Linked DNA regions of Homo sapiens: all the other regions are linked to region 4. The links are chromatin contacts, found by Hi-C or POLR2A ChIA-PET in ENCODE. All regions are on one chromosome and are shown on one strand. Each heading gives the region's core, a stretch centred on a gene start or an enhancer-like site at or near the end of the contact. The rest is flanking DNA. Distances are from core to core; before and after follow the strand shown.

The links. A loop is a pair of places that touch in the nucleus more often than their neighbours do. ChIA-PET counts read pairs that join two places held with the same protein, here RNA polymerase II (POLR2A). Pooled maps may share reads with other maps.
Region 1: a pooled map shows a loop between it and region 4 (35-fold over the local background). The contact joins the promoter of CASP2 here to the promoter of FMC1 in region 4. A Hi-C loop is called at or near these places in 2 of 37 single-sample maps with no recorded cell type and 11 of 50 pooled maps. POLR2A ChIA-PET finds 5 or more read pairs at or near these places in 1 of 52 experiments (HEK293).
Region 2: a map of B cell shows a loop between it and region 4 (30-fold over the local background). The contact joins the promoter of BPGM here to the promoter of FMC1 in region 4. A Hi-C loop is called at or near these places in 1 of 168 maps with a recorded cell type or tissue (B cell) and 8 of 50 pooled maps. POLR2A ChIA-PET finds 5 or more read pairs at or near these places in 1 of 52 experiments (OCI-LY7).
Region 3: a map of B cell shows a loop between it and region 4 (12-fold over the local background). The contact joins the promoter of MTPN here to the promoter of FMC1 in region 4. A Hi-C loop is called at or near these places in 2 of 168 maps with a recorded cell type or tissue (B cell and OCI-LY7), 2 of 37 single-sample maps with no recorded cell type and 12 of 50 pooled maps.
Region 5: a loop to region 4 is called in a map of naive thymus-derived CD4-positive, alpha-beta T cell, with 14 times the contacts of the local background. The contact joins the promoter of NUP205 here to the promoter of FMC1 in region 4. A Hi-C loop is called at or near these places in 1 of 168 maps with a recorded cell type or tissue (naive thymus-derived CD4-positive, alpha-beta T cell), 5 of 37 single-sample maps with no recorded cell type and 9 of 50 pooled maps.
Region 6: a pooled map shows a loop between it and region 4 (12-fold over the local background). The contact joins the promoter of WDR91 here to the promoter of FMC1 in region 4. A Hi-C loop is called at or near these places in 1 of 168 maps with a recorded cell type or tissue (CD4-positive, alpha-beta memory T cell), 1 of 37 single-sample maps with no recorded cell type and 8 of 50 pooled maps.

Annotation. Positions count from the first base shown.
Region 1 is chr7:143,286,811-143,291,387 of GRCh38, forward strand. CASP2 (caspase 2) reads left to right here and starts at 1,541. Exons shown (of 11, transcript NM_032982.4): 1 at 1,541-1,719. The coding sequence starts at 1,646. TMEM139 (transmembrane protein 139) reads left to right here. Exons shown (of 3, transcript NM_001282876.2): 3 at 1-1,238. The coding sequence ends at 19. It also overlaps the pseudogene RN7SL535P. RefSeq lists a silencer at 1,168-1,917.
Region 2 is chr7:134,644,643-134,648,954 of GRCh38, forward strand. It overlaps BPGM (bisphosphoglycerate mutase), which reads left to right and starts at 2,211. Exons shown (of 3, transcript NM_001724.5): 1 at 2,211-2,295. All of the region lies in intron 1 of LOC124901750 (a long non-coding RNA gene), which reads right to left. RefSeq lists enhancers at 2,188-2,337, 2,438-2,547.
Region 3 is chr7:135,975,763-135,980,168 of GRCh38, forward strand. It overlaps MTPN (myotrophin), which reads right to left and starts at 1,597. Exons shown (of 4, transcript NM_145808.4): 1 at 1,267-1,597. The coding sequence starts at 1,338.
Region 4 is chr7:139,339,872-139,344,357 of GRCh38, forward strand. FMC1 (formation of mitochondrial complex V assembly factor 1) reads left to right here and starts at 1,466. Exons shown (of 2, transcript NM_197964.5): 1 at 1,466-1,651. The coding sequence starts at 1,514. It overlaps FMC1-LUC7L2 (FMC1-LUC7L2 readthrough), which reads left to right and starts at 1,466. Exons shown (of 11, transcript NM_001244584.3): 1 at 1,466-1,651. The coding sequence starts at 1,514. TRR-CCT4-1 (tRNA-Arg (anticodon CCT) 4-1) reads left to right here and starts at 829; the gene lies at 829-901. It also overlaps a transcript of LUC7L2 not described here. RefSeq lists enhancers at 647-706, 1,017-1,086, 1,117-1,186, 1,442-2,009, 1,457-1,706.
Region 5 is chr7:135,555,402-135,559,559 of GRCh38, forward strand. NUP205 (nucleoporin 205) reads left to right here and starts at 2,516. Exons shown (of 43, transcript NM_015135.3): 1 at 2,516-2,571. The coding sequence starts at 2,544. RefSeq lists enhancers at 2,357-2,486, 2,867-2,916, 2,977-3,036, 3,107-3,226.
Region 6 is chr7:135,210,133-135,214,343 of GRCh38, forward strand. It overlaps WDR91 (WD repeat domain 91), which reads right to left and starts at 1,394. Exons shown (of 15, transcript NM_014149.4): 1 at 1,248-1,394. The coding sequence starts at 1,370. RefSeq lists a silencer at 1,097-1,636.

The sequences.
Region 1 (4,577 bases), core at 291-2,790, 3.9 Mb after region 4:
CAACTGGGCACCCCCTTAAATGACTCTCCCAAGATTTCTCTTCTCTCCACACCAGACCTCGTTCATTTGACTAACATTTTCCAGCGCCTACTATGTGTCAGAAACAAGTGTTTCTGCCTGGACATCATAAATGGGGACTTGGACCCTGAGGAGAGTCAGGCCACGGTAAGCCCTTCCCAGCTGAGATATGGGTGGCATAATTTGAGTCTTCTGGCAACATTTGGTGACCTACCCCATATCCAATATTTCCAGCGTTAGATTGAGGATGAGGTAGGGAGGTGATCCAGAGAAGGCGGAGAAGGAAGAAGTAACCTCTGAGTGGCGGCTATTGCTTCTGTTCCAGGTGCTGTTCGAGCTGTTAGAACCCTTAGGCTTGACAGCTTTGTGAGTTATTATTGAAAAATGAGGATTCCAAGAGTCAGAGGAGTTTGATAATGTGCACGAGGGCACACTGCTAGTAAATAACATTAAAATAACTGGAATGAACTCCTGATCCCAAAGCCTATTGTGTTTTCAACACAAGGTAATAGGAAGCCAAGCAACTTGCATGTCTCCCAATCCCTGTCTAGGGACAGCTGCTGGTGCAGGATGGAAGACTTCCTATAAACAGAATGGGCGACCAATTGTGTCTACAGAGGGGGTGGGCTGAGCATGGGCACGCATGTCCCCAGCCTCCTGGACGAGCAAAGTCAGTCAAAGCGCTGGTGATCCCTGCTCCGCGTGCGTAGCAGTGTCTGTGCCTCTCCTGCCCAGGGGCTAGAGAGCAGTCTCCAGTGCAGGGTCCCCATCCTATCTGAAAACAGTGGAGTCAGTGACCCCAGGTGGAGGGACTTCCAGTTTTAACAATGGGTTGGTATGAAGGCCAGAAGGAGTGAAACATGTGAACTTTCTGGCGAGGAGACTCCCTCTTGAATCATCCATATGTAGCCCCGGGGTCACTTGCGAAGAGTCTCTAACAGCTTCTGCCTCACTCCTAAGCTCTGACCGCTAGGCTTTCACCCCAGCCGCCGGTCCTGATTCCTGAGATCCCAATATTGAGCACCAGGTTTCCTGGAATTGTGTGCTGCGGCTGTGATGTAGGTTTCGGTCGCTGGAAGCTGCTAAACCATAGCTGACGCCCCCTCCTAAGCCAGCCTTCCTTCCCCGCGCGGGCATCTGTCCAGGGCCTTGTCGCGCTCTCAGTCTCCTTCGCAGCCTGGCCCCAACCGTTCAACTTCAATAAAGCAAAACTCCAGCCACGCCCGTCTCCGTGAAGTTATCGCCATAGGCCGGCCAGGGGGCGCGAGAGGCACCGGGGTGATTTCCGCGGGAATCGATAACCAATCGGATTCCCAGGCCGAACGGAGCACACCCGCCCGCCCTCGCTCTTTCCCCGCCCTTTGCCCCGCCCCGCTCCTTCCCCTCCTTTTGTCTGTCCGCCGAGCACCCCACTTCACCCCATTGGACCGCGCGGCCGCCGCTAGAGCTCTGCGCCTGCGCACGCACCGGGCCGGGGACTGGGTGGCCTGGTGTGTGGGCGCGGCAGGGCGCAGGCGCAGGCGCAGTGTGCGTCCGCGTCTGAGGGGAGGGATGTGGGGGAAGCGACGGCCCCCGGTTTGTTTGGGCTGTGGGCGGTGCGCAGCGGAGAGCCCGGGAAAAGCGGGAAATGGCGGCGCCGAGCGCGGGGTCTTGGTCCACCTTCCAGCACAAGGAGCTGATGGCCGCTGACAGGGGACGCAGGTAAGTAGGGAACGGTCTTAGGGCTCCTTAGGGGAGCCCAGGGAAGGGGAGCGTGGCCCCCAGGCGTGCGGCCCTGCAGCCCCCTCCCCTCGGAGCCCCGGAAAGCAGCCGTGTCCGCGCTTCCTGCCAAGGGTGGGACGCCCGCCCGAGCCGCTCCGAGCCTGACTCCGCGCAAGGGCCCGCGGGCGGACCTCTTGGCCTTGTCTCTCGTGGGAAAAGACTGCCCCAGCCTCCCTTTGTTCAACCCACGAGGGTTCTAAAGGGGAGGTCTTTGCAGTCCTGCCCGCTCTTGGGTTCTCTTGAAGATTCTTCATCCTTTCCTCTGGCTCCCTTATGAGGGAAACTATAAAAAGACCATACTCTGTCTCCTTAAAAATCGACGAGACCTTCTGCAGACCTCGGTGCTCTGCCTGATGTGCATTTGATTTGTATCGATTGTATCATGATCTGCATGGCTTTGCATAGAATGACCAGATTTTCAAAGAAGTCAATACAGGGTTTGGAAATTGAGTACTTTTGGCAGAACAAGGGGGTTCCTGTGGCTCCGAGTGTCCATGCCTCTGCCCCGGTCATTCCATTTCATGGCAGTCATCACCCAGGAGAACATTGTAATGCCTCCTGCTCGAGACTGAAGATTAAGGTCTTCGCAAAGGGAACCTGCAGAAGGACACAGAATTAAGACGTAGGAACTCCGTGGTGCCCTTCGCCCCTCCTCCCCTTCCAGTTGTGTCCTGAAATTCTAAATGATTGGAAACTTTTATAATGTTCACGTTTAAGACTCTCATACTACAGAGTAGAGGAAGGAGCGGGTGTGCAGAGGGGGTGATGCTTCAGATTAAAACTAAAGAGTTGATTGAAAATTCAAGTCTGGAACTCGAGAGAGTTAAGAACTATAAGTCAGTAAGTTGCAAGTATGGGTGAGATTGTCTAGGGAAAGGCTCTTTGAAGGGGCGTCCCTAATGGAATATCAATATTAAGGGCAGGCCAAAGGCCCTCTAAAGAAAACAGGAACTGGGTAGGCAGAGAGAAGACTCCCAAAGAATGCTGTCATGGAAACCAGAGGAAGAGAACGATTTAAGGAGCGAATACTACTGGTAAACTAATGGAAGAAATCTGCTGCACCACTGGTTAGTATCCCAGCTGCAGTGTTATATGTGATCGTTATTACTGCTTTGACGTATTCGAAAGTGATTCATTCTTAAATAGGTTTTTTTATTTGTATAGCTCTTTTTCTTGTAGCCAGTTTTTCCTGAAAGTCTTGGGTAATGGAAATATTACAGTAAAAAGAAGAAAAAATGGAGTTTCAGACTCATTTTTCCAAACCTCAGATTCATTGGCTGCTTCCAACCCACTTCATCTGTTTTAGGATCCCACCTGCTATCTTAGTTCTCCCAGTTCTTCCAGGACCCAGCTCTTCCCTCTTCTAACTATAAATCTCTCACCCAATAGCATCTGCAAGCCAAGTGCATCCATTCCATAGATGTGTGGTATTTCACTGACTCTAAGATACACATTTTTTCCCTCCCTTTTTTTTTTTTTTTTTTTTTTTGGACGGAGTCTTTGCTGTGTCACCCAGGCTGGAGTGCAGTGGAATGATCTCAGCTCACTGCAACCTCCATCTCCAAGGTTCAAGCGATTCTCCTGTCTCAGCCTCCCGAGTAGCTAGGACTACAGGCATGCAGCACCACACTCGGCTAATTTTTTGTATTTTTAGTAGAGACAGGGTTTCACCATGTTGGCCAGGCTGGTCTTGAACTCCTGACCTCAGGTGATCTGCCCACCTTAGCCTCCCAAAGTGCAGGGATTACAGGCATGAGCCACCGTGCCCGGCCTCCCCTCATGTTTTAACACCTTAGAAATCAGAATGCATTTTAGAGTAGGTTTTTAAGTTATAAATGGAAGTTATTGTATTTTCACTGCTATCAGGTGCCACCCTTCCTGCTGTTACATATGTGGAAAATGTGACGGGGCAGGCTAGAGAACTCTGGATTTATGTAAACTAGGCATGTAGATGACATATTGGCAATAGGATTATTTTAGTTTATAAGCAGAAGCTGATCTCTTTGCAAGCCTGTAGCAAAATTAGCTGGAGGTGACAGCACATGCCTGTAGTCCCAACTACTTGGGAGGCTGAGGCAGGTGGATCGCTTGAGTCCAGGAGTTCTGGGCTATAGTGTGCTATGCCAGTCACGTGTCCACATTAAGTTCAGCATCAGTGTGGTGATGTCCTGGGAGTCAGGGTCCACCAGGTTGCCTAAGGAAGGGTGAACCCGCCCAGGTCAAAAATGGAGCAAGTCAAAACTCCTGTGCTGCTCTGTAATGGGATCATACCTGTGAATAGCCACTGCACTCCAGCCTGGGTGGCACAGTGAGACTCTTTTAAAGTAAATAGATAAATACCTATCCACTGTGACTTTCTGTCATACTTTCTGCTTATCCACATCTTAACAGGATTCGCCATTTTGTCACTGGAACTTAAAAGTTTTAAAAAACATGTAATTATATGTTTATATCACTAGTGAAAGAGAGTTAGTGTCTGCCTCATTTATTTTCTGTTAAAGCCATTGGCTTGAGTTTTTACCATAGTGTTTTAACCCTCATCTAAGATCATTATAAACTTACATCACTTTCACCAGCTTAGATAATGTGAGATGTTTTCTGAAATAATTCTCTTTATTAAAATTGGTCTATCAGAGAAGTATTCCTTCTCATAAATATGTGTACTTGGGGGTATTGTTTTGCTTAAGACAGATATTTCCCTCCTCTAGTCAGACCATTCATCTCAGATGATCTCAGCTGAACATAAACCATAAGGAATTAGACATTATTTTCTTATGATCAATGTGTTCCTGCTTAGT
Region 2 (4,312 bases), core at 961-3,460, 4.7 Mb before region 4:
GAACTGAAGTCCTCATGACTGGTCTTCAATGGAAGTGAATCCTAAAATTAATCTTAATTTAAAAAATACATTGCTTTTGGGGTGAGGAGGAGAAGGCAGCAGGAAGAGGAAGCATCTTCCCAGAATTATATGAATTAGCAACCTTGGGTCCTAGCCCAGGATTTGTCCCCAACCAAGTAATTCTGAGCACATCACTTAAGCTTCAGTTTCTTTATCTGTACAACAAGGAGCTAGAGTTTAATTTCCAAAGCCCTGTCAAGTACTAAGTTTGTACAAGTCTAATATTCTTTGGAGTTCATCTTTGCCTTAAATGGATTTATGATCATCTTTGTGAACCACGACCTCGTTATTTAAAAATTCATAAGAGAGACAGCTCATCGAATAGACCAGGACACAGGGTTCAGGATATGATACTGTAACATAATTAAGTATGGAGAACAATCTTGCCATAGGGCAAAAGTAACTCCTGAAATTCTGTTAGCCTCTGTGCACATTTGTCTTACAAACATGCTTGCTCCTGATGAAAATCTGCTTTTTAATTCCTTCTAGACAGAATCACTGATATAAGCTTCCATCTTATATCAAAATGACTCATTCATAAGCCACATACTCTTGCGAATGATTCTAAAAGGCAAGTGATGTTTGATATTAAGGTTTTATGTGACAAGCTAGCATTCCATGGGTGTCCATAACAACAGTAAACTTAAATCCAATGAGTAGGCGCCCTTAAGTCCAGACTAAGTAGCCCTAAATGCCAAATGCCACAAGACTGTCACTTGGTAATGACTGTCATTAGCCTCCGGAGTATGGATGGTGGGCACTCTGAATAGGAGCTTTATTACACTGTAGAAGAAAAGCTTTCTCCTTACTTTGTCCTCAACTGATATTGAGAAAAAAGCAAGAGGGCAAATGTATAAGATTTGGAAGCTGCCCCTTCCAGCTGTTCTGGCCTGAACTCTAGTTAATCTTGTGCAAGTTAAATTCTAACTATCACTAGGTGAGACCTATCACCTGCTGGGACCTGTCAAGCCTCGGATTAGTGCCGTCCCGGAAGTAAAGTTCTGTTGATATCCCAGGAGGAACTGTCATGCTCTAACATGGATAAATGAGATACAGAACTGGCTACGATTAGGTCTTAATGAGTTCAATAAAGAGTGTGTCACAGAATTTCAAATGTGGAAAGATTATCTTTTCAACTGTATGTATAATTTATTCTGAGGACTTGCTTGCGTGTCACAAACCTAATGCATTTGTTAGGAGGATGAAACAGGAAAAACTCACAGGAGGACACGAAACACTACTTAGGATAGCTTCTAAGAAGGGAATCTCCCATAACATTCCTTATCTTTCCCGCCCACCCAAGAGTTCTGACACATATGCTTCAAAACCTCGTGTGGTAGTTCAAGCCTGCTTAGAAGCTTTTAAGGCCTCGTGCCAGGTTTCCGGTGTTTTCATAGATTTCTCTTGTTCAGTTATTGTCGCCTCCAAATTTGTCATTCTCTCATTCCACTCTAGCCTCCCTTCCTCTGTGCAATAAGCTTTTAGGGCATTCCATTAATCACTTTTCTTCCCCACCTAAAATACTGTCAGCAAACTGCCTAGGGGAATCCCTATAAAAGCGGTAAGAGAAAGTAAGGTTGCGTTACTGCCTATAAATTGGGCACTTTAAAGGCATTTGTTTTAATCACGACTTAAGACTTTCAACCACGAGTAATTTGTGCGAAAGGAGCTTCTTCTGGGAGGATACCTCGGCTTCGTCTTCAGGTTTCAATCCCTAAATTTCCCATAAGTAAAAGAAACATCACCTCCTCTCTTCCAAGAGTCCGCTGACACCTGTCTTCACCCGCAGGTGTTTCTTTTAAGACGTTAAACGCTTTCTAGAACCTCAAACAGCTAAGATGCTCCCCGCACCCGAGGTTTTGCACCAGCGACGCTCTAGGGTGTGTTTTTCTACTTCCCTAGGCCCAAGCCTGCCCGCTGGCGTCGAAGCCAACTCCTTACTGGTTCAGGTATGTGCTCGTCTCTAGAGTAAACCAATCAGAGCCCCACTTCTTACTCCTGGGATTTGGTAAACGGAAGAGACCTCTCCTGTTCCGGGAGTAGGCCGGGACCGTGGATGAGTGACAGTTCGACTTTCCAATAGGCAGAGCCCTAGGACCTGCCCACGTCTGGTTCAGGGGCTAGAAAAGAGCGTCGATGCCGGCGGCAGTGATGAGTCCTAGGAGGCGCTGGCTCTTTGGCGGCTCGGAGGAGCGGCTGCTGCTGCTGCTGCTGCTGCTGGTGGCCCCTTTGCAGGTGAGTGGCTTTGTTTTAGAAAATGTTGCGAACGTTTACATTTTTTAGTGATGTGATGTTTTATTTTTGGGTGCGGGGAAGGCCAGTTTCTTTACTTCCCCCGGTTTAGTCGTTGGTGGGAGTCTGGTGCCCACTCCAGCCCTCAAGCTGGGACCCTCACTTATCGCCCCGGTCCCTTTCCCTTGTCCCTATCTCAGAATGAGCCTCGCAGGCAGTCACCGTTCTGTCAACTGAGAGGAGGAGCCCGCTTTGGTAGTGCTGTCCTTATGGCAAGAATATATAGAAGTTGGAGGGAAGATAAACTCTCTTCTGGATGTCTGAGGTACTGTGTAGCAGAGCCCTTCCAATAGTAAGATCCCCTGGAAGGAAGCAGGGCGATGCCGCTGTATTTAGGGTTCTGGCAGACCTGGCCCTATCTATCATTTTGTGTAGTAGACAGAAAAACTCGAATGCGGTGAAAAGAGAAGGAGGTGAATATATGCAGTGTTTTCATGTAGGAATCTGGAGCCAAATCACAAGTTCTTAGAACCACTAGAAATAAAAACGTAAGTGTATTTTCCTCTTTTCTAAGGGACGAGCTGGTATTACACTAGAGAAGGTCAATGAAATGCATAATTGCAGTTAAGTTCACAGTTAAGCTTTAAAGAATAGTTGGTTGTTAGCTAACTTATAACTCTCATCCCCCTACTGCCTCCCTTGCAAATTACGGAAGATCTTTAGCTTGTGAGTGGTACTAGAATGTTAGCTGACTAAATGCAGACTCTTTCCAAGAAGGGGAAAAATCAAAAGCTAAGTTTCACCTGTAGGTACTAAAGGTTTTTTAATAGTGAAAGCAGAACTCATGTCAATTTGTCTTTTATTTTTTATTTTTTTTGAAACGGAGTCTCGCTCTGTCGCCCAGGCTGGAGCGACTGCAGTGGCTCGATCTCGGTTCACTGCAACCTCCGCCTACCGGGTTCAAGTGATTCTCCTGCCTCAGCCTCCCAAGTAGCTGGGATTACAAGCATAGGCCACCACGCCTGGCTGATTTTTGTATTTTTAGTAGAGACGGGGTTTCACCATGTTGGCCAGGGTGGTCTTGAACTCCTGACCTCAGGTGATCTGCCTGCCTCGGCCTCCCAAAGTGCTGGGATTACAGGCGTGAGCCACCGTGCCTGGCCTTGTCTTTTTTCTTTCTTTCTTTCTTTTGTTTTGGTTTTTTTTTTGTTTTGTTTTCAGACGGAGTTTCGCTTCTGTTGCCCAGGCTGGAGTGCAATGGCGCGATATTGGCTCACCGCAACCTCCGCCTCCTGGATTCAATCGATTCTCCTGCCTCAGCCTCCCGAGTAGCTGGGATTACAGGCATGCGCCCCCACGCCCAGCTAATTTTGTGTTTTTAGTAGAGACAGGATTTCACCATGTTGGCCAGGCTGGTCTCGAATTCCTGACCTCAGGTGATCTGCCTGCCTCGGCCTCCCAAAGTGCTGGGATTACAGGTGTGAGCTACCGCGCCCGGCCTTCTTTTTTTTTGAACTGCCTCCCGTGAGTCCAGGGAATAGCTCTTTCTTAGCCATCTTTGTATTCCAGTAGCACCTCATACACCGCAGATGCTCCCCAGTTGGTGGTGGACTTCAGAGAAGCATAATTCAAACAGTGTCATAGTGGAAGGAGCTCTGAGTTAGAAATCAAGAACATTGGCTTTAGTCCTGAAACTGTTACTATTTGTGTGATCTTAAACAAATCATTTCAACTGTGACTCTTAATTTTTGCATTTTTTTTTTGAGACAGGGTCTCGCTCTGTTGCCCAGGCTGGAGGGCAGTGGCGCAATCTCTGCTCACTGCAACCTCCACCTCTGCCTCCTGGGCTCAAGCGATCCTACCATCTCGATTTTTGCATCTTTAGAAAGCAGATGTTGCATTAAATTATATCTGAGATATAAACTCTGTATTTAAAGTCTGTTTTAAAGTAAAAATTATTAGTATACAAGCAGAATCTCATTGCAGTAAATTCTGTACCATCTATTAGCAAGTAAAAGTT
Region 3 (4,406 bases), core at 347-2,846, 3.4 Mb before region 4:
GAGAAGGCAGTGACGAGAAGACAGCCTGTCCTAAAACTCCACTGCAAAAAACTAAGCAGGTAAGCAGCATCCAAAAAGTCTAAATTGTAATGGCATTAAATAAAGTAAAAACCTTCAGCAGTTTGCCTTGCACAATCCTGTAAGTTTTAAGAAACTGCTTCGCTTACTTGCTTCCTAACACAGCCTCTGAAGCAAAAACCCAGGTCAGGTCCTATTCTTTGAAGAGTTAAAATCTAGACTGGGTTCTCACACTTTTAGAAGGTGAGCAAGATGCCATCCGTGGTTGTCATAAAATTATACTTGTTTTGGAAGATTCATTTTAGATTATCACTAAATTAAAATCACATGTTAAGTTCTCTCATAATTACAAAGGCACAGTTTCAGGATGGAAAGACAGGCTAGCTTGGAATTTTAAGTTTCCCACTCTGCCACAATGTCGATTCAGTTTTATATTTGGGGCTGAGGTTTGAGTTTGTCTTTCTTCATCATGATTTTACCCCCCAAATACACTGCCACTAAACTGCATTGCTATTTACTACACATGTAAGCATTTCAGGTGAAATCAGGGAGAAGAATGGAATAACTGAAGTTAACATGCTTGTTTAAAAACTATTCAGATACCTTAAACATTCCCAGATGCCAGTTGACAACCTTACCACTTGAAGCAAATATGTATTTGTTGTGGTGGGGGAAAGGAAAAAGGCCACACCCAAAGTTAAGACACCACAGTGAAGTGATACTCAGTTTCAGAATTTTAACTATTTCTATTTTCGGTACTCTTTTCACGGTCAATGAATTCTTCAACTTCACACCAGGCCGAGAGTTAAAAAACATGTTCCTCTGATCCTAATTACTTAGGTTACTTCATTTAGTAATGGGTAAGTCCAAGATGGAGAATTACCTCATTCAAAGAAAGGTTTAAGTAACTTTGGTGTAGAAGAGGGCCAAACTCAAATGATCAGTGCGCAGAAGAAACTCTGGATGAGCCAGACACCACTCCTCCCCTCCCCCAAGAGGCCAGGAAGTCAGGTAGCGCCTAACTGTATTAACGCAGCAGTTACCTGACACAGAACGCTACCAAGTTACCTGGACCCTTCTTTCAGTTTAGCTCCTCCCTAGACGCCCCTCTCTCCTTGGTGCCGCCTCCACCCAGGAAGTCTCTCCTCCCGCCCACCCCCATCCCCGCAGTCCAGCTCCCATCAGCTTCCTCAGCCTCATCTCCAGCCCACCTCCGTGTTCTCGCCTACTCTTCTCATCCCCGCTTACCTTGGCCACATAGTCTTTCACCTCATCCAAGTCTCCGTTTTTCAGGGCCCACATGAACTCCTTGTCGCACATCACTGCAGCGGGGCAGGCCGGTTGGCCGGGCAGAAGATGAGGAGGCGGTGGCAGCAGCAAGCGGATGCCGCCGGGCGAGAGGGAGGCAGGGCCGCGCGAAGCCGGAGAGGAGAAGAAGAGAAGGAGGGTTAGGCTGCCAGGCGGGCGAGGCAGTTGGCCGCGGCGACCGTTCGGGCGGGAGAAAGAAAGTTCTTTTGCGGCCACCGGGCCCAGCAGAGAGGTTCCGCCTGGCCGAGGAGAGGCAGGAACCTTTACACTTCCGGTTCACTCCCCGCTAGGACCCTCCCCCAACTTCCTCTTCCTCTTCTCCTCCGCGGAACGCCTCTCTCTGGGTCCGCGGCGCGAACGCCACTAGTGCGCATGCGCAATGTACAGGCTGCCGGGAAGGCTAGAGTGGAGGGTAGGAGCCGGCGACAAGTGGGCGGGACTGGGAGGCAGAATGAAGGAGGCCCGGGGGAGGTCAAGACAGCGAATGGAGGAAGAGTGAGAGTACTTTCGATGGGATTAGGACGCTTCTGCACCACCATTAATGGGAAAAACTTTACTTTTTAAAAAACATAATCTTGGAGGGCATCTTGCTCAGCTTCTAAAAATGTATAGGAAGAGTGTTTAATTTGAATTCCTTCTTCCTTGCCTTTTCCCCTTCCCTCCCTCCTTTTCACCCCTCCCTCTCTCCGTCATCCAGTCTGACTGGGCTAAAAACGATGGAATAACGCTATTCCTGCCCTCCAGGAAATCTTCAACACTAAAACTACAATGTAAATTGAGTGTGTTAACACTATGTATAATGTTCCCTGGAGCAAAAAACTTAAGTGTGTGGCAGGAAAAAAAAAATTAACTCATCTTCCTGACCAGCAAATGACGTCCAGGCATTCAGTTTGATGCCGTAAAGTGGAGCAAACCAAACTGTCTAGTACAATTTGCGTTTTTTAAATTTACTGTTTGTTTTTAATGGTTTGAAACTTCAGGACTGTTCTGGTGAAGTCAGTTCTGTTCTTCCTAGGGTTTAGTTGTAATGCCATAGTGCATAGCTACCACTTGAATTGTTCCTCACAACCCTAATGATCCAGGCATGCGCACATGAACATAGATCCAATAAAAGCTCTTATTGGAGCTAGAAATATACGTATAATATATATACATATATAACTATTACTATATATAAAACTCATATATATAATCTATTATTTGTAACCCACTAAACACATTAACTAAGCTACTTTACCACCATTGCCGTACAGTGTAGGGGTTCCAAACAGACTCTGGAGCCAAATTGTTTAGTTTGCGATACAGGTCCCACTTCTTGCTAATTTTGTGTCTTCTTGGGCAAGTTACTGAACCCCCTTCTGCTTCAGTTTTCCACTTGTGTAAAATGGGGATGTCAATAGTGTTTGGAAATGTATTTTTTTTTTTTTTGCTATCATTTAGAGTAGAATAGCAAATGGGTTTCAAATCAGAAGAAATCCCTCCAAATATTAACATCTACCTAGATTGTCATTTGTTAATTTTACTCCCTGATAATTAGAAATACAAATCCACATACCCAATAGTGATACGATTTCTGGAAACAAATCTCAAGGGGGAATTTGTTAGGCAAGTCCTAGAATCTCCATCTCTTCTCCAACACACTCCCACCTGTGTGATTTCTGAGTTACATCATGCTGAGAGCTCTTGATTTATATCTTTGGCCGGGTGCAGTGGCTCATGCCTGTAATCCTAGCACCTTGGGAGGACAAGGCTGGAAGATCGCTTGAAGCCAGGAGTTGGAGACCAGCCAGGGCAACAAAATGAGACACCATCTCTACAAAACACAAAGATTAAAAAAATTAGTTGGGTACAGTGGCGGACTTCTGCCTTCCCAGCTACTTGGGAAGCTGAGGCAGGAGGATTACTTGAGCCCTGGAGTTTGAGGCCACAGTAAGCTATGATGGCACCACTGCATTCCAGCCTGGGTGACAGAGCAAGATCATCTAAAAAAAAAATCTTTAACTAGACTTTTCCTATGTGATCTATTCTTATATTTAACTTCTTACTCATTTGGATTTCTCAAACTTAACATGTCCAGAATAGGATCTGGTCTCCTGTAGATGTTAAACCTAGTTGTCCCCCACATATCTCTGTAAATGGCGCTGCCAACCACCCTATCACTAAAACCAGAAACATGGGAGTCATAATCACTCTTCCCATTCTCAACTTTTCTCTTATTCAATCCATCAGTAAATATTTCAAAATATGTCTTAAATTTGTTCATTTCTTGCCATCTTCACTATTACTACTCCCTGCACCCTCACATATCCCCCATCCCTGTCACTGTCATCTCTGTCTACACTGCTATGATGCTATGTGCTATGATAGCCTCCCTGTTGGTGTCCTATTTTCACTCATCCTTTTCTAGATAATTCCCCACTTTGGGAGTTACTCTTTTAAAACTTAAACATGCACTTGTTGTCCTAAGGCCTTTCAAAGGCTTCCTATTGCAGGTAGGTTAAAATCCTAACTACTTGATATGGCCTTCAGGGCCTTCTGTGCACTGACTGCTGATGGTAGGTGATAGTATCTCCTATCTCATGACAGTCCCTTGCCACCCCCATTGTTTCTTTGATTTTGAAATATCTTGTCTTCTGTCAGTTTCAAGCTAAACCAAGCTCATTCCACCCTAAGGCCTTTATGCTTCTTGTTTCTTCTCTGGAATGTTCTTCATCTAAGTCTTGTTCACTCCATCTGACTTTTGAGGTTTCAATGCAAACCTTCAGAGAGACCTCCCAGACCACCCACTTTAAATAGGTCCTTCAATTACTTACAGGGCCCAGCTTTTCCCCCATTTACAGCACATGTCACAAGTATTTTAATTATCTTTTTTGTTTACCTATTTTGGTAAGTATTCATGGTGTTAAACAAATAATTCCTTTGTCTGCCATTCTGGGCACAAGAGAGAACTGCTCTTCCTGGCTTGTAGTTGAATAATATCATGTAACTAATTTTGGCCTATTAGTTATGAGCAGACGTGAAATGAGTCACTTCCAGGCTTGTCATTGTAAGACCCTTCAGAACTCTTTCCTTCTACTACA
Region 4 (4,486 bases), core at 216-2,715:
GGACACGGCACATGTTTCTTTTTTTTTTTGAGATGGAGTTTCGCTCCTGTTGCCCAGGCTAGAGAGCAATGGCGCGATCTCGGCTCACTACAACCTCCGACTCCAGGGTTCAAGCAATTCTCCTGCCTCAGCCTCCGGAGTAGCTGGGATTACAGGCATGCGCCACCACGCCCGGCTAATTCTGTATTTTTAGTAGAGACAGGGTTTCTCTGTGTTGGTCAGGCTGGTTTCAAACCCCCGACCTAAGATGATCCGCCCGCCTCGGCCTCCCAAAGTACTGGTATTACAGGCGTGCGCCACCACGCCCGGCCTGCGGAAATGGCCTCAACGCTTCAACCGGAAGCAGAAATTGACCGCGGCAGGCGCCATCTAACGGCCGCTGGAGCAAAGCTCCTCCTGGAAATTCGCAACACCGGAAAAGGTCCGGCTGCTTCCGGTAAAAACCCACCAGAGCTGACGTTCAGAGGGCGAGTCTCGAAGATCCGGCCAATTTGCCCAGCGCGCTGTGCTCCGCGACGGCGCATGCCCGCTTTTGCGCAGGCGCGGGGACTACGGCGCAGGCGCGGAGACTATTGCGCAGGCAAGCGCGTACGCAGAAGCGTGCGCGCGCCCGTTCAACGTCCGGAGCATCGGTGCAGTTTCGAGGGTAAAGCCTTTGGCGCGGTGATGTGGACTTTTGTTCTCTAACTACAACTCCCAGCATACGTCACCCCTCACGTGGGCGCTAGGTGTGGTTTCGTGGGATAGGGTAAGGCGAAAATGAAGTGACGATGACGTACCAAAGAGGAAAATAGTTGAATATGTTGTGTGAGCGCGTCGTTTGCAGAAGCCCCAGTGGCCTAATGGATAAGGCATTGGCCTCCTAAGCCAGGGATTGTGGGTTCGAGTCCCATCTGGGGTGGCCTGTGACTTTTGTCCTTTTTTCCCCTTTCTAAACAAAGCGAAATATGCCAACTTTACTTTTTTTTTTTTTAAATGGGAAGTGTGTGTGTGTTTTTACTAGCTGGTGGGCTGCAATTTTCGAGAATCTGCACACACCCATGTCCTTTGTCTGAGCCGCAGGTCCCCTGGGATTTGGGGAGACGTCAATACGTTGAATTTTGATATCCCTTTTATAAATCATTTAAAAATGTCTTCTCAGCGTGTTCCATATCAAATCCACACCCACACCCCCCGCCGGGCCCGCTTCTCCTGAGACTCAGCGGTTGGTCGGCTAACGGGCATCTTCAATGACGCAGTGAAGAAAAGCCCCTGTTTCCCCAAACCCTTGTTCTGGGTTAGAGGTCCTGGTACCTTCAGTTAACAGTCGGGTTTCGTTTGATTTTGTTACGGCGCCCCTGGGCCTTCGATTAATAAGGTTCGGTCAACGGACAAGTGAGCGGTTCCACTGCTCGTCAGTCGATAGGGGGAGTCGGTAGTCTGTCCGACCGTACCATTAGGCGCCTGGGCCGGAGGAGGGGTTTTCAGGGTCGTAGGACGCCGTTGGGCACCACGCTCGGAGAAGGACAGGACAATGGCGGCCTTAGGGTCCCCGTCGCACACTTTTCGAGGACTTCTGCGGGAGTTGCGCTACCTGAGCGCGGCCACCGGCCGACCCTATCGCGACACCGCGGCCTATCGGTACCTTGTGAAGGCTTTCCGTGCACATCGGGTACGGGAGCCATGTCCCGGGTGCTCTACGTGCTGGGGAGGGAGGAAGAGCCGGGTCTGGGCTAGGGTGGGGAGCACGGTGTTTAATTCCTGCATTTCTGAGGCCAACCCTCCCACGGAGCCCTGGTTCTGACCAAACCAACCCAGGCCCTAGGCTCCATGCTCTGGCATAAACTCGGGGACCAAAGGACCAGCGGGGGGGGGCGCAGAGTCGCTCTGGGGACGTCAGCCTGTCCTGCAGAGGGGCGGACCCGTCCCGAAGGATTTCATTGGCTGGTCTGTTGCCTCTGCGGAGGGCAGTCAGGAAAGTGGAATGGAGGATTCAATGCTGGGGATAAAACAATGAAGATGGAGTTGAAGGGTGTACTGTTGCTAGACTTAAAGCCACAGCATCTGGCCAACAATTTCCTCACCCGTCCCCTAGAAAAGTTATTCTAAGAAGCATTTCTTTTTGAGGCGGAAAAGAACAACTGGGCTTTAGGGAAGGAAACTTGCTGCCCTTGAGCAATGTGGGGAAAGGGAGAACGATCAACTGTCGAATTTCTGAGCCACGGACGTCAGAATGTAAAATCTTAGAACTCAAATTCACCTAGTTTTTAAAAGGTGGCAACGTTAGGGTCTGTGCTAGGAACCTGGTCTAAACAGGAAGAATCAGATGCACATGTGTCCTGTCCTTAAGACACTTGCTGCCCACCTAAGGAGCCATACAGTAAAGTACTGAGGATAAATAAGTGCTCAAGGTGTAGACAACAGGGGCTGGGGTATAAAGAAGGGGTAGTTAGGGAAGGTTTTCCGGAGGAAATTAATCAGGGACCTGAAGGCTAATTTGGAGTTAGCAAGTAAATTGGGGTTAGGGTCCAGGTTTAAAAGCTACACAATTGAAAGCCCAAGGGGAGAAAAATTGCCAGTTGAGAGTGGTTTAGCCCTAAGGTGTGGTGGGTGAAGTGGAGGTAGATGAAGTGGTAGGCCGAACAGGAACTTAAACTTTATTGTAAGTGTAATGGGAAGCCATTCTAAGATTGTGATCACCTCCCAGGTTCAAGCGATTCTCCTGCCTCAGCCTCCCGAGTAGTACAGGCAGGCGACATGCGACACCACGCCCGGCTAATTTTGTATTTTTAGTGGAGACGGGGTTTCTCCATGTTGGTCAGGCTGGTCTTGAACTCCTGACCTCAGGTGATCCGCCTGCCTCGGCCTCCCAAAGTGTTGTAATTACAGGCGTGAACTATCAAACCTGGCCCCATTCTAAGATTTTTAAGGAGGTGACATGATTATAGTTGTACCTTATGGGGATAACATTATTACCCTTGAGAGAGACTTGGTAATGGTTCTGAAATTCATGGTACATTCTGGAAATACCACTCTGGAATGCACTTGAGCATAGGGGAAATGGTTTCTGTTTCCTTCAGGCTCACAGCTAACTGAATAACCATCCCATTTTCTCTATCCTTTCCCTCCGGAGAAGGGATTCTATTAGGGAGAAACCTACCCTTTCTCCACAGGGAAAATACAGTGTTCTATTTCATTTGATCTCTTTTGGGTTCTTGTGATCTATTTACTGTTTCCTGTCTATTGCTGACCCTTTTGTCCTCATGATTCAGGCTCAACCGAATCAAGAGCAGTATTCTATCCTACATTAACCTAGAATTCCCATGTCAAATTCCACAAATTTGGGCTTATATATTAATAGAAGTGGATGCTATGATTTGTTAATGCTTGACATTGGTGTTGATTTCTCATAAAATTTAAATTACTAAAAAGTTAAATTTGTATTAAAGCAGATTAATTCTGTTTTTAAGCAGCTAATGAATGTTGCTTTCAACATGATCTGCAGATCCTAAAACCCACATTCTAACAGCATGGGCAACATAGTGTAGTGAGACTTCCTCTCCAAAAAATTTGAAAATTATCCAGGCGTGATGGCCCATCCTCTAGTTCCAGCTAATTGGGAAGCTGAGGTGAGAGGATCACTTGAGCCCAAGAAGTCGATCAAGGCTGCAGTGAGCCATGTTCATACCACTGCTCTCCAGCATAGGCCACGGAGCGAGACCCTGTCTCAAAAACCAAGAAGCCACACACATTCTAGTTTTCAGATTCTAACACTAGATATTCAAATAGAGAAAGGGGATTAGGCCAGGAGCGGTGGCTCACACCTGTAATCCCAGCACTCTGGGAGGAGGCGGCAGGTGGATCGCTTGTGCCCAGGAGTTCACGACCAGCCTGGGCAACATGGTGAAACCCTGTTTGTATAAAAAATACAAAAATTAGCCGGATATGGTGGTGTGCGTCTGTAGTCCCAGCTACTTGCGGGGCTGAGGCAGGAGGATCACTTGAGCTGGGGAGATCAGCAGCCATGTTCACGCTATTGCACTCCAGCCTGGGCAACAAAGTGAGACCCTGTCCCCAAAAAAAAAAAAAAAAAAAAGAGTTGGTGGGGGGCGTATTATGTAGGCAGTGGTGCCCAGATTTATCCACATTTGGACATGGCTCCTTTAGTCCCTCAGAGCTATGCACACATCCCCATCTCACCTTTCCTGCCCCTTTCTCACAGCCTTGAATACAGAACTAGTTAAAGAGGGTGCAGTGAATCTCAAAAGTTAAGTATGATGAAGAAAAAAGGTTTGGAATCATTTGGGGACTTTGGAATGGATATGGAATTTCTAGCTTCTTAAAGTCATGAGTCCAGAGTTTTCAAGATGGATAAGCAAATTGTAAGAGCGAGAATAGCCATTCCTCAGTAACTGTGGGGACTGGTTCCAGGACACCCCCCACCCCCACTCAGGAATACCAAAATCCATGGATGCTCAAGTCCCTGACATAAAATGCTGTAGTATTT
Region 5 (4,158 bases), core at 1,266-3,765, 3.8 Mb before region 4:
AATCAATACAGATATGAAGTAGAGAGTTGGTTCTACAAATATGAAGCTCAAGAGAGAGGACTGGACTAGAGATACAAACACAGAATTCATCAGCAAGCAGGTGGTAGTAAGAAACCATAAGATGTCCCACAGAAAGCATGTAGAATGAAAAGGACAGAAACTAGAGATGACTATAGGGGAAGAGCTAGATTTAGTGGGTAGAAGAGGAAGAGAAGTCCACGTAAAACACTAAAAAAGAACTGGAAAGAGGAGGAAAACCAGTATCATTGGTGCCCCAGTAGCCACAGGATAATATAATTTTGTTTCTTTCTTTTTCTTTTCTTTTTCTTTTTTTTTTTTTGAGGCAGAGTTTTTACTCTGTTACCCAGGCTGGAGTGCAATGGTGCGATCTCGGCTCACTGCAACCTCTGCCTCTGGGGTTCAAGCGATTCTCCTGCCTTAGTCTCCCAAGTAGCTGGGATTACAGGAGTCCTGTCACCACGCCCAGCTAATTTTGTATTTTTAGTAGAGACAAGGTTTCACCATGTTGGCCAGGCTGGTCTCGAACTCTTGACCTCAGGTGATTCTCCCACCTCAGCGTCCCATAGTGCTAGGATTACCGGCGTGCGCCACTGCACCCGGCCTATAACTATCATAATTCAGAAAAGTGCCCATGGAATTTGATGACTGATAACTGGTAAACATACCAAGCGCAGTTTTAGAGGGGCTTATGATGGCAATATCCCAATTGCTACGAATTGAAGAAGCCTGTGAGAGAATGCTTGTAAAGTGTAATGACAGGTGAAGAGGAGTTGCTGGAATTTAAAGAGTTACTTTATAGAAAGCAAAGTTATCTACTGAGAGGGAAGCGTGTGGGCTTAAAAAGTGCATGTGGAGAGGGAAAGGCTTGTAATAGCTGTGCTGAGAGAGAAATCTTTGAATGCCGCTTCCTGTCAAGTTCCTGCTCAGTATTCTTCTCAGTTTCATGATAAACTTCTTGAAAAATTCCTTTGCGTTTACTTTCTCTCTTCCCCACTTCACTCCTTAAAACCACTTTAATCGTAGTTTGGCATTTGTCTCTATATATCAATGACTTTTAGAAAAAATCACCAGTGATTTTTGTGTTTCAAACCTAATGTACATTGTGTCACTTGATATTATTTGTTCAAAAGAATAAATGTTCTGTTCTGGATATTCTTTTTTTTTTTAAATGGAGTCTCACTCACTCTGTTGCCTAGGCTGGAGTGCAGTGGTATGATCTCAGCTCACTGCAACCTCCACCTCCCGGGTTCAAGGGATTCTCCTGCCTCAGCCTTCCGAACAGCTGGGGTTACAGGTGCGTGCCGCCATGCCTGGCTAATTTTTGTATTTTTAGTAGAGACGGGGTTTCACCTTCCTGGCCAGGCTGGTCTCAAACACTTGACCTTAAGTGATCGCCTGCCTTGGCCTCCCAAAGTGCTGGGATTACAGGCATAAGCCACTGCGCCCTGCCAGTTCTGGATATTCTTAACATACTCTATGCTTTTGTCTAAATTATTTGATTCTGATTTCCAACAGTGAAATGGGAATGATGGAGAGTTAATACAATGAGATTGTAAGGCACATGGAGCGTCTCTGACATAAATAGTTATAATCATATCATTTTCCCAATAGAATGGTTTGCAGGGATTAAATGAGATAATGGCTATAAAATTTTTCTTAATACATAGCTGTAAATAGCAATGATTATTTACATTTTAGTTTGAAAATCAGCAAACTAAAATTTAACAGCTGAAGAAAGAGTTCAGCTACTTTGGGTGCTCAGGTAGAAAAATACTTGGTGATTATGAAACGATATGTCTGGAATCTGTTTCAAACTAATCGGGGGCGGGGGGTGGGGAGGGGAGGGTGTTGGGGTGGTAAGGGTGGGTTGGGGCTGCCGTGGTGGGAAATTGGCCACGTTATTGATGCTGAGTGTTTGCTATTCTAATTTTGTATCCGTTTGAAAATTTTATAATTAAAAATTATGATTTGTTTCGCTCTACGCAACTATGTTGACAGAATATATTTGGTAAACTGAAATGTCACGGAAACTTAGTTTGTAACCGGTCAGTGGCTTTTTGAGGTGTAGACACTTCATACCTTACTTCACTCCCCACTGTAAGGAAGATTTAACTTGAAGCGGAGATAATGATTTGAATTTACGGCTTTTATAATGTCATAAATGGGCGTCATTTTAATAACTACTCTCAGAATATCTTTTTCTATTCCACTTTACTTTTTCCTCTCCACTTAACCAACTCATCATTAGAAACTACAAGTCCCAGGATGCACTACACGATGAACGTCGGATCGAGGACCTCGTGTCTCTGAAGTGGTTGCCCTCGCCTTATTTGAATGGGAATAATCCCAATGAAAATTGATGTTTGTGACCCAGAGCAGATTCTGGAGCCTTTTGTACGCCTGGGACGGCCCAGCGTGGAGGGGACAGTGTGGTGCCTTTTTGTTCAGGCTTCGCTCAGGTCAGCCTCACCCTTTCCCGGGGCCTCCATGCGGCAGAAGGGCTCTGTTAGTGCGCCTCTAAGATGGCGACGCCTTTGGCGGTAAATTCGGGTAAGTGTGGCCAGACAGAAAGACGATTGAGCTGAGCGATAACCAGGTCTTCATGGAGAGACGAGACCGTGAGGTTTCTCGGAGTCTAGGACCCCACTTATGTGCGGTGCCTGCTTTTCCCTAATTCTGGGCCTAGAGTCCCACCCCTCCCCAGTTTGAATGGCGCGCGTCGGTGCTGCGGCTCCAGCCCTCGAGTTGGGGTTTGAGATTCCAGGCAGTGAGGCTTGGGCCGCTGGACCCAGGTGTGTAATCTCTCACAGCCCAGGGCTGAGTCTGGTCCCCCTCACCCCCAAGTTTCACTGTGCGTCTGTGGTCCCGATTTCGCTGGAATACGCATCAGGTCTTCCACAGTGAAGCCAGAGGACCCGAGATATTTTCCAGCCATGAGCAGAGGCTGAAAGTAGGCGTCGGAGTTCCTTATAGGGTGGGAGATCTTGCAGGCAGCGAATACTCCCTATTATGAAGTCGGCCATCTGAAAGGTGGTCAGGAAGAGGGTGGCGGGGCTTCAGCAGACGTCTTCTAACCCTGCGGATGTGGTTAGGCCCTGGATGTTCTTGTACCTTTGGAGCTGTAGATTTTCGGGGTGGAATTGAATCTAGAAGGTAGTAAAGGAACTCTGGAAGATTTGGGGTGGATCCTCTTTCGGTGATTCTCAATTCGGGCCGTACCGCCCTCCAGTGGTGTTTGAATGAGTGAGTGCATTTTGATTGTCATATTTCCTGGGGTACACTGCTGTCGCATAGTAGGCGGGGCAAGGATGCAGAAAGTCCTTCATGGTCAGAGCAGTCCGGAAAAATAATTTGGTGCCTAGAATGTTAATGCCTCGATTGAGATGCTCTGAAGTTCGCGGGCAAGATTAAGAGTATATCTGTGTGGTAAATGCTTGTGAGAATCTCACTTAAAAGGACTCTTTTTTAAAGTATTGGTTCTATTTTCCACAGGACTGATATTCTTGAAAAGTTGTCTAAATCTGTTTTGTAAATCAAATCATTTCAGAAAAGCTATGATAAATTATAATGAAGGCTATGTTTACTGAACACATACTATATCCCAGCATTGCACTTATTATCGTGCTTATCTCATTCAGTTCCCGTTTATACACCTTTGGAGTAGTTACTGTTACATACTCCGTTTTACAGATTTGGAAATAGAGGCTTCAAATAGTTACGTAATGTCCCCAGAGTTAAACATCTAATGATCTAAGTCAGTCTTAGGTGCTTAAACTACTTAGTGCTACTGCTTAAGCACAACCTAATTCATTTTATGATATTAGACGTATATATTAGAAGGTTAGTAATGAAGTTACATGCTTAATATTGCGGTCCTTCCTTCCCAATTAGATATGCTTAACGTGTGGTTGTATATAATACATTTCTCTATTTTATTTTATTTTTTAATTTTTCTTTTTGAGATGGAGTCTTGCTCTGTCTCCCAGGCGGGAGTGCAGTGATGCGATCCGCGATCCTGGCTCGCTGCAACCTCTGCCTCCCAGGTTGAAGCAATTCTCCTGCCTCAGCCTCCTGAGTAGCTGGGATTACAGGCATGTGCCACCACGCTGGGCTAATTTTTGTATTTTTAGTAGAGGT
Region 6 (4,211 bases), core at 144-2,643, 4.1 Mb before region 4:
TGAGGTCAGGAGTTCGAGACCAGCCTTGCCAACATGGTGAAACCCCGACTCTACTAAAAATACAAAAATTAGCTGGACGTGGTGGCACGCGCCTGTAATCCCAGCTACTCGGGAGGCTGAGGCAGGAGAATCGCTTGAACCCAGAAGGCAGAGGTTGCAGTGAGCTGAGATCGTGCCACTGCACTCCAGCCTAAGCGACAGAGTGAGACTTTCTGTCAAAAAAGAAAAAAAAATGGCAGTGTTGCTTAACTGTAGTTTCAGTTACCTCACATTTTTAAAAAAGGGGGTGGGGTGAAGAAGAGCTATGAGACAATCTCCACAATTCCCAGATCCCAAGGATCATGAGGAGGTGCATGGACTGACTCCTTCAAGTCATCAAAGTTCCACGAAGCCGTGGTAGCTGCTCAGAGTGTCAGCCAAGGAAGTCACCTTCTTGTGAGGAGCAATTACAGCAGAGTACAGAATCTGGAAAAGGGTTTGGATATCAATACCAATCCAATGCCCCTAGTTTATAGATCAGGCCACTGAAGCCCAGAGGGGTGAAATGATTTGCTTTTGCCACTAAGTAGCCACTAACTTTGGCCAGGCAGGAAACCAGATCTCCTAACTCCCCTCCAGTGCTCTTGCTGTTAGCTCACTGCCTCTCATTGAAGTCAGTACACACAAACATACAAATCACACACATATACATTCCAAGAACCTCGCAATGGAAAATCATTTTAGAGCAGGGGAAGTTTGGGTTTCTCTAATGTGCCATGAGGTCTTCCACAACTGCAGAAGCAAAATTGCCGATGAGTCCCTGACGAGGCCATTTTAAACAAACACCGCAGATACTTGAACGCAGCTAACGTTTTGGACTGCAGACTTCTTTGCTTCCACTGCCACTGGAAGCCAACACGAATATCTGTTGCCAAAACGCAACCATCTACCTAACCTCGGCTCCTAAAACCTCATCGCCATCCTGGCCAAGGAGGCTGGAGTGGAGACAGAACCCTAGACCAGGAGCCGGGGCATCGGGGCTCCAGCCTCGGCGATGCTCCTGACTCGGGGGGCGGCTTCAGGCAGGTCCTGTCCGTCTGAGGGTCTCAGTTCCTCATCCGTCAAGCTGGGGTCGGACGCGCTGAGGTCTCCGGCGCCCCGGCGCGAGTGACAGCGCCGCTCTCGCCCCGGAGGCAGTGCTGGGGGGAAGCCCGCTCCCCGGCTCCCTCGGGCCGCCTCTGCCCGCGCCGCTCCCGCCGGCCTCTCACCCGGAACCCCTTCTCCTTGTCCGCCTTGATCTCGGCGTCCAGCTGCCGCAGTGTGTGCGTGAACCCGCGGAAGAGCAGGTACTCCCGGACCAGCTCGTCAGTGCGCTCCACGGCCTCCGCCATCGCAGCGCTAGCGTCTTTAGGGGTGGTGCGGTGAGGGACGGAGGGGCGGGGCCTGGGAGAAATGGGGCGGGGCCGGACGCGGGCGCCGAGCACGTCACGCCGCGACAGGCCTACCAGCCCGCACGCACTGGGCGACCAGCCTGAGGCCCCGCCCCTCGGCCGGCTCCCCGCCCGAGGCCCCGCCCCTGAGCCAGCCCCAGCCCGCCTGGCCGCTCGAGTCACCCTTACCCCTCCCGAGGAGTGGCGAGGGGAGGTCCTGGCGGCGCCGGCGGCGGCTTTGTCTGAATTACTGAAAGTGGCGGCTGCCACCCACGTCAAACAAGACTGGATCTTAAGAACATCCCAGGTAGTCCCGAGGCGGGCAGGGGGTGCGGCGCCCTGTTGGTTGGCGTTACATCGCAGAGCTCCCGGTCCCCTGCCCTCCTCCTACACGGAGGAAGCTGGAGCCCTAAGAGCAGAGTGACCTGCGTGAAGCCACAACACGCGTGTCCTCAGAGAGCGCTAACTCCCCCAAATCTCTGCTTTCATTAGTAAGACGAATTGGCTACACAGCAAGATAACCAAGATGCACTGCTAGGATAGGCAAATTTCATAGCAGTGTATGTACGCTATAGTCCTGGTTTCTTGTGAAAAAAAAATTAGGTATGTATGTGTGTACATTTTTTAAATTCAGGAAGATTATACACCAAGTTCCTATGCAGTCGGGTCTCTGCATCCTCGGGTTCCGCATTCACGGATTCAACCAACGAGGATTGAAAATATTTTTTCCAAAGTTTTAAAAATAAAAAATAGCCGGGCGCAGTGGCTCACACTTGTAATCCTAACATTTTGGGAGGCCAGGGTAGGCGGATCTCTTGGCCCCAGGAGTTGGAGACCAGCCTGGACAACATGACGAAACCACATCTCCACAAAAAAAAAAAAAAAAAAAAAATGCGGAGCGCAGTGGCTCACGCCTGCAATCCCAGCACTTTGGGAGGCCGAGGTGGGCGGATCACCTGAGGTCGGGAGTTTGAGACCAGCCTGACCAACATGGAGAAACCCCGTCTCTACTAAAAATACAAGATTAGCCGGGCGTTGTGGCGCATGCCTGTAATCCCAGCTACTCGGGAGGCTGAAGCAGGAGAATCGCTTGAACCCAGAAGGTGGAGGTTGCAGTGAGCCGAAATCGCGCCATTGCATACCAGCCTGGGCAACAAGAGCGAAACTCTGTCTCAAAAAAAAAAAAAAAAAAAAATTAGCCGGGCGTGGTGGTGCTGCCTGTGGTCCCAGCTACTTGGGAGGCTGAGGCAGGAGGATCACTTGAGCCCAGGAGGTCGAGGCTGCAGTGAGCTGTGATTGTACCACTGCACTCCAGCCTGGGTGACAGAGCAGGACACCGTCTCAGTTTAAAAAAGAATACAATTTTTAAAAACACAAATTAAATATAGCATAACAACAATTTACATAACATGTACAATGTATTCAGTATTATAAGCAATGTAGAGATTATTTAAAGTATACAGGAGGAAGTGTATAGGTTAGATGCAAATACTAGGCCTTTTTACATCAGGGCATCCATGGATTTTGGTCTTCTAGGGAGGGTCCTAAAACCAACCCCCTGCAGATACCAAGTGACAATTGGAGTGGTTTTATCTGAGAGGTGAGACTATGAAGGACTTCTTGTTTTTTACTTTCTTTTTATTGTTGAAGTTTTTACAAGGTGCACGTATTTTTGTAAGTAGGAAAATAGCCAATATCTTTGAGACTTGCTTCTGCAGAATGGTGACAATAGGCCGGGCGCGGTGGCTCACGCCTGTAATCCCAGCACTTTGGGAGGCGGAGGCAGGCGGATCACAAGGTCAGGAGATCGAGACCATCCTGGCTAACACGGTGAAATCCCGTCTCTACTAAAAATACAAAAAATTAGCCGGGCGTGGTGGCGGGCGCCTGTAGTCCCAGCTACTCGGGGGGGCTGAGGCAGGAGAATGGCGTAAGCCCGGGAGGCGGAGCTTGCAGTGAGCCGAGATCGCGCCACTTCACTCCAGCCTGGTCGACAGAGCGAGACTCCGTCTCAAAAAAAAAAAAATGGTGACAATAACACCCACCTTGCACAGTAGTAATGAAGATTTAATAAGACAGTGTATGTAAAACGCTTAGCACAGTGAATGGCCTATTGGTAAAATGCATGGAGTGTTCCCTTCTCCTTCCCTCGAATGGTATGACTTTTCGTGTTTGTCAAAATACAACTCAGAATCATTGCTGCCCCTCTGCTCAGACCCTCCACTCCTACTCTATGGAAATTCAGCTCCAAAAGGGCTCTGATCTACACTAGAGAAAGCCAAAAAGATAGCACAGGGCAAGCCACAGCAGGACGAGACAGACCTTGTTCTGCCCTCTTTGTTTGCCCTACCTGTCTCCACAAGTGTACCCTCCAGGCAGCTAAACTTGCCTCAAGGGCAGGAAAGGAGAGTCACCACTGTGACTACTGGGAGACCAACTCCTACTTTGAGATCTCAGATCATCAAAGTGAACTTGGAAAATTTGGACAAGTTGCAACCACCAAAGCTTCCACCTACAGGAAAGTTGTGAAGTAGATTTCCCTAAGGGCACCTGAAGTCTGCAACCATAGTTCTCACCTCCCCCACCTCCATCTGCCCTGACACTTCCCAGACCAGAGCCTGTAAAACCAGCTAAGATTAGTTTTCTGATCAATGAAAGGCAGCTCCTCAGAGCTTAAGTACAAGCCGTTTGTTCTACAGGAATGTCTTCTCCAAGATACCCACAGGGATAGCTGCCTTTCCTCCTTCACGCATTTGCTCAAATGTCACTGTCTTAGTCCTTTGGGGCTGCAATTTTTTTTTT